Linked DNA regions of Homo sapiens: region 2 is linked to region 1. The links are chromatin contacts, found by Hi-C or POLR2A ChIA-PET in ENCODE. All regions are on one chromosome and are shown on one strand. Each heading gives the region's core, a stretch centred on a gene start or an enhancer-like site at or near the end of the contact. The rest is flanking DNA. Distances are from core to core; before and after follow the strand shown. Region 1 overlaps LOC105369844 (a long non-coding RNA gene). Region 2 overlaps LOC105369844 (a long non-coding RNA gene).

Region 1 (2,700 bases), core at 141-2,640:
AGGGTGTTCTGGTGGCAGAGGGGCCTATGTTCCAGCAGCAGGTTTCAGCTAACCATCTAATCTAGATTGCTCCTGTTAAGTGGGGTGAACACAAGATTGCTGGGTTTGCCAGGTTCTCATAACCCATTCATAGAAGACAGAGGTGTTTGTACTATCTTTCCGGGCAGTATAATTATCCTGAATGCCATCCATTTCACCTATGAAAAAATACTTCTATTATCCCTTGATCTCAATTTAGATAGTATTTCCAAGTGATTAGGTTATAATAACTCTCCTAGAATGTAGACTATAGGAGCTTGGAAATGCCACTTCATCACTTTTTGAGATTGTACCTATTTAGGATACTTTATCAACCTGCCAGTAGGATGTAGAGTTTGTCACTAACTGACACACATACATATCATATCATCTATGAAGAAGTATTTCAAATAAATTACAGGCGGTAGAACATGAGTTTCTCAGCACCACAATACTTACATGCACAAAAATCTAATTGAGTACAGAGAAGGGAAGGATATACTCAGCCTGGGGTGTTAGGGAAGCTTCACAAAGTAGGTTATATTTGAATGGAGTCTTGAAGTTTACCAGGGAGAAAAGGGAGTTGGGCATAAAGGAATCCCAGGCTGAAAGAACAGCTTGTATAAAAGCAGGAAGACAAAAGACAATCATGTGTGATCATGCATGTAGTGTAAGAAATCCAGGGCAGCTGAAACATGAAATGAGCAAGGAGGTAAGGGGAAAAGTGAATGACAGAACATGAGGTTCTACAAACAGCAGATAGCTTGGACTGCCTTTGATTTCTTCCTTTCCTTTTCTTTCCATCATCACCATAGCATGAGATAGTGGAGAGAATGGAGTACTCTCAGTTAGAATTTGTCACTTCTTGGTCATCCAGACTTGGGAAAGTGATCTGCTGGTACTCATTCACTAAAATGTTGATTCACAGACCTAGCTAATCACTGAATCAAAATACAGTTTCCCAAGCCCCATCCCACACCTCCCAAATCAGGCTCTCTGGAGGTGGCTCCTGTAATCTGTTCTTTTTAAATTCCTAATTTGCGAATCGCTGTCTTAAGTGCAGGAATTCGCCTTTGTTAAAAATCCTGTAAGTGGTTGTTATTTCTTTTGGCCTATTTCTTCCAAGAAGAAAAAGGAGAGAGAAGCAACCTGAAGAGTCTGAAATAGTTAAAACATAAAATCTTTAAAATCCTTTGGCCAAGTTGTGGCATTTGTAGGGGGAGGGAAAGATTATCCAAAGGTAAAAGACTTTTCTCCCTTTGAAGCTATATTGGTGTGATGTGAATCAAACCATTCATGCAGAGAACAAAAGCACTTTTGACTTCAGCAGCCAGTTAAGATGGTAACTTAAATAAACAGGGAGGAAAAGAGATATGACAAAAGGTCAACTTAGTCATAGCTTCTTGAGCTTCAACTGAAGCAGTGCCCAAGGCTGAACAGCTGAATTGAGTTGGCAATTATTCACCCTTCCAGAGGTTCCCAACCTGAAGTCACCAGACCTGTGAAGCCAAGTCAGAGGGAGGTCAGGAAACTATTTTCAATATTTCAAAATTTCTACTGGATTGCTTCTCAAAGTGTTGTTCAAGGAACAGTGAGGTCTAAACCACCTGAATGATAAGGACAACACTTGTTAAAAAATGAAGATTCCCACCCCAACAGATCATATTTTAGATTATTGGGTGTGGAAACTGGATATCTGTATTTCTTTATTTTTTAAAATTATTTATTTATTTATTTATTTATTTTTTGAGACAGACTCTCACTCTGTCACCCAGGTTGGAGTACAGTGGTACCATCTCGGCTCACTGCAACCTCCATCTCCCAGGTTCAAGTGATTCCCCTACCTCAGCCTCCTGAGTAGCTGGGATGCACCACCACGCCTGGCTAATTTTTGTATTTTTAGTAGAGACGGGATTTTGCCATGTTGGCCAGGCTGGTCTCGAACTCCTGATCTCAAGTGATCTGCCCGCCTTAGCCTCCCAAAGTGCTGAGATTACAGGTGTGAGCCACCGTGCCTGGCCCAGATCTGTATTTCTTTTTAAACACTAGAAGATTATGAAAGAACTAGTTTGTGATAAGGCTAAGAAAAATATATCTAACTAGCACCCCAATTTCCTCTTCTTTGGCTGAAACTACCAAATCATTATGGAGATTCTTTCCTATGAAGGAGTAAAAGACATACTATACCCAAATATGCCATATTGATTATTTCAAGCTGAAAACACTGGAAAATTGTAGTTTCAAGAAAAGGCTGACCTGTCTTTTCCTGTCAGGTGCAAGCCATAAAGATTTCTTTGAGACAGGTGCCTTCCCACTACCAGGACAAAAGAATAGTTCTTAACATTGGAGCCAGACTTGGCACTGCAACAGGACTGAATTAATTAACTCTGCCACTAGCTTTACACTCCATGTATATACCTCCTAGTGACTCCTCTAGAATTTACTACCCCAGGCAGATTTCTTTGTCCTGTCATTTCTTCACAAATTTATTTTTGTCTAAAAATTATAAAAGCTTTGGCCATTTCTTGGGACTTCACACTCTGGTGGAGATGCCCCCACACTCAGGTAAAACATGCATGCTTTTCTCTTGCTAATTTGCCTCGTGTCAGTTTGGCTCCCAGACCCAGCCAAAGAGCCCATAGAAGAGTAAAGGTGCAGTGAAGGGTATCCCTACCTCCCCTA
Region 2 (2,700 bases), core at 10-2,509, 100 kb before region 1:
AAGAGGCACTATTACATGAGGCTAAGAACAGGCTCCAGAGTCAGACAGAGGTGAGTTTAAATCCTAATTCTACCATCTACAGGCTGTGTGACACTGGGAAAGTCATTTAACCTCTTGGGCCTCAGTTTCCTCTTCAATAATAATACTGATTTCATAAGGTTCTTAAAAATTTAGTTGGAAAACACATATAAAGATCAATGTTCACCACATAAATCTTCAACAAATATTAATTATTTAATATTATGATTAAAGAGGCCATCCCTAAATGAGTGAGTCTTGATAACAAATCCAGATTTCAAAAAAGAGACTCTGATTGATCCAACTTGGGCCAAGTGCTTCCCTCTCCTCTATCAGTAACAGCCAGAGGGTAGAGTCACAGCTGAGAAAGATGGCTAGCACAGACATTCCTGTGGTAGAGACTCAGGAGCCTGTCTGCAACTGAACCCAGGAGAGAAGATACCAGAATCAGAGAGAAGAGGTGCGGAGTGAAAGTCAGGCCCCTAACCTGCTGAGGGGACAGCTGCCCGTGGATCCCAGGCCACAGAAGAAAAAACTTATTTGCGGCTTTTGGGCCTTAGCTAAAGAGACTCTCTCAGTTGATCTTTGGAACTTGTGCTACTGATTTTTAATTTAGTCAATATTGACTAGTTAACCTCCTGGACTTTGAAATCATTGTTTACTCTCTTTTCTATCACTTTAGCTTGTTTGGATTATTCTTTTATTCTCTCTGACCTTTAGTTTCAGATTTTCCTTTATCTTAGTTGTTCTTACCTCATGGTTTGCTTGCTGCCTTCTGCTTTTTTTTTTTTTTTTTTTTTTTTTTTTGGTGGCAGGGAGGGGTTGGGTTCATTTATGTAACCTAGTTTCTTGTATCATTTTATCTTTATTTAACTGTTCTTTTTTATTGTTTTATTGCTACTTTTAAACCTTTTTATTATCTACAATTTTTAGTTTTCTGAAATTCTACCAGTGAAAAGTGAAGAGGAAGGAGTTCAGCTGACAGGATGACCCCTTTGACCCCAAAAGACGGATCGGGGCTCATTTCCATTTCAACCATCCTGTAGGGGCCCCCAGACCCTGATGCTGATCTACAGAAATCTCACAGAAACTCTGCATAATTTAGTTTAGAAAGGTGTTTACAGATCCCCTCGGTTAAGGATTACACATCAGGCTGCTTCTCACCATACTTTGTTTCTGCTTTTCTAGGATAAAGTGCCTCCCTTCAGCAGATTGAGTAGGCGGTGAGTCCTATTCTGGAGAAAAAAGGTTTGTAGCTCTGCCAAAGAATCAGTGAAACAGGATGCAGCATTCCAGATGAAAGAGGCCTTCTCATCACTGTGGAGCTGCAGAGCTCAGCCCTAGGACCTTCTCTTCTCTGTCTTCATTCAGTTATTGATTTCTTAGGTACTATCCACATACTGATGACTCCCAAATCTATATTTTCAGAACACAACCTCTCTCCTGAACTCTATAGTGCTAACCTCCCACTTGACATCTCAATTTCAATGTTCAATAGGCATCTCAAACTTAGCATATCCAAAACTAAATTACTGATCTTTCCCCCTGCTGAACCAGCTCCTCCCAAAGTCTTTCCCATCTCAGATAATAGTAACATCATCTTTCTCTTACAGCCCATATCCAATCAGTCAACAAATTCTATTGGTTCTACTTCAAACCTTGATCACCTCTAACCTGGAATAGTGCAGTAGCTTACTTACTGGTCTCTCTGCTTATATCCCTGCCTCCTACAGTCTACTTATTATACAACAGCTGCAGTGATCCTTTAGAAATATTTATCAGACTGTATTATTCTGCTGAGAACTTTCAATGGTTCCTCATCAGCTGGTTTCCTCGTTCCTCCAACACAATCACGCTCCCTCTATAAAGCCTTTGTATTTGTTCTTCTCTCTTTCTGGAACGCTCTTCTATCAGATATTCACATAGCTTAATCTCTCACTTCTTCAGGTTCATGCTCAAATACCAGTTCATCATCCTGTACAAAATATTAATAGTACCCACTTCATCATTTTATCCCCTTCCTCACTTTATTTTTCTTTATAGTACTTATCACTATCTGCCATACTTGCTTATTATCAGTCTCCCCTAACTAAAATATTAGGTTGGTGCAAAGTAATTGCAGTTTTTCCCACTACTTTCCATGGCAAGAACCACAGTTACCTCTGCACCAACCTAATACAAGCTCCAATAGAAGAAAAGTTACTTTTTTCAATTTTTTTCTTGCTGTATCTCTAATGTCTGTGTCTGTAATGGCATTAGAAAATACTCAATAATTGTTTGAATACACTAAATAATTAAATAAGTGATTTTAATCCTGGTATTATAGTTCAAGCAGCATTTTTTTTTTTTTTTTTTGAGATGGAGTTTCACTCTTGTTGCCCAGGCTGGAGTGCAATGGCACAATCTTGGCTCAATGCAACCTCCGCCTCTTGGGTTCAAGTGATTCTCCCCACTCAGCCTCCTAAGTAGCTGGGACTACAGGCATGCGCCACCATACCTGGCTAATTTTTGTATTTTTAGTAGAGACGGGATTTCGCCATGTTGGTCAGGCTGGTCTTGAACTCCTGACCTCAGGTGATCCACCCACCTTGGCCTCCCAAAGGGCGGAGATTACAAGTGTGAGCCACCATGCCCGGACCTCAAGCAGCATTTTCAAACAGTTTATATAAAAAGAGGGTGCTA

What was found. Hi-C counts contacts between places; a loop is a spot of excess contacts on that map. ChIA-PET counts read pairs that join two places held with the same protein, here RNA polymerase II (POLR2A). Pooled maps may share reads with other maps.
Region 2: a map of HepG2 shows a loop between it and region 1 (7-fold over the local background). The contact joins two enhancer-like sites. A Hi-C loop is called at or near these places in 2 of 168 maps with a recorded cell type or tissue (HepG2 and PC-9) and 2 of 50 pooled maps. POLR2A ChIA-PET finds 5 or more read pairs at or near these places in 6 of 52 experiments (A549, Caco-2, HepG2 and 3 more).

The regions. Positions count from the first base shown.
Region 1 is chr12:75,765,542-75,768,241 of GRCh38, forward strand. The region is part of intron 1 of LOC105369844 (a long non-coding RNA gene); the gene reads right to left. Among named protein-coding and RNA genes, the nearest start is that of KRR1, 260 kb to the left of the region's middle. Within about 2 kb of position 1,391, at least 4 of the 41 ENCODE cell types and tissues checked have a DNase peak (open chromatin) inside an H3K27ac peak, as active enhancers do.
Region 2 is chr12:75,665,857-75,668,556 of GRCh38, forward strand. The region is part of intron 6 of LOC105369844 (a long non-coding RNA gene); the gene reads right to left. Among named protein-coding and RNA genes, the nearest start is that of KRR1, 160 kb to the left of the region's middle. Within about 2 kb of position 1,260, at least 2 of the 41 ENCODE cell types and tissues checked have a DNase peak (open chromatin) inside an H3K27ac peak, as active enhancers do.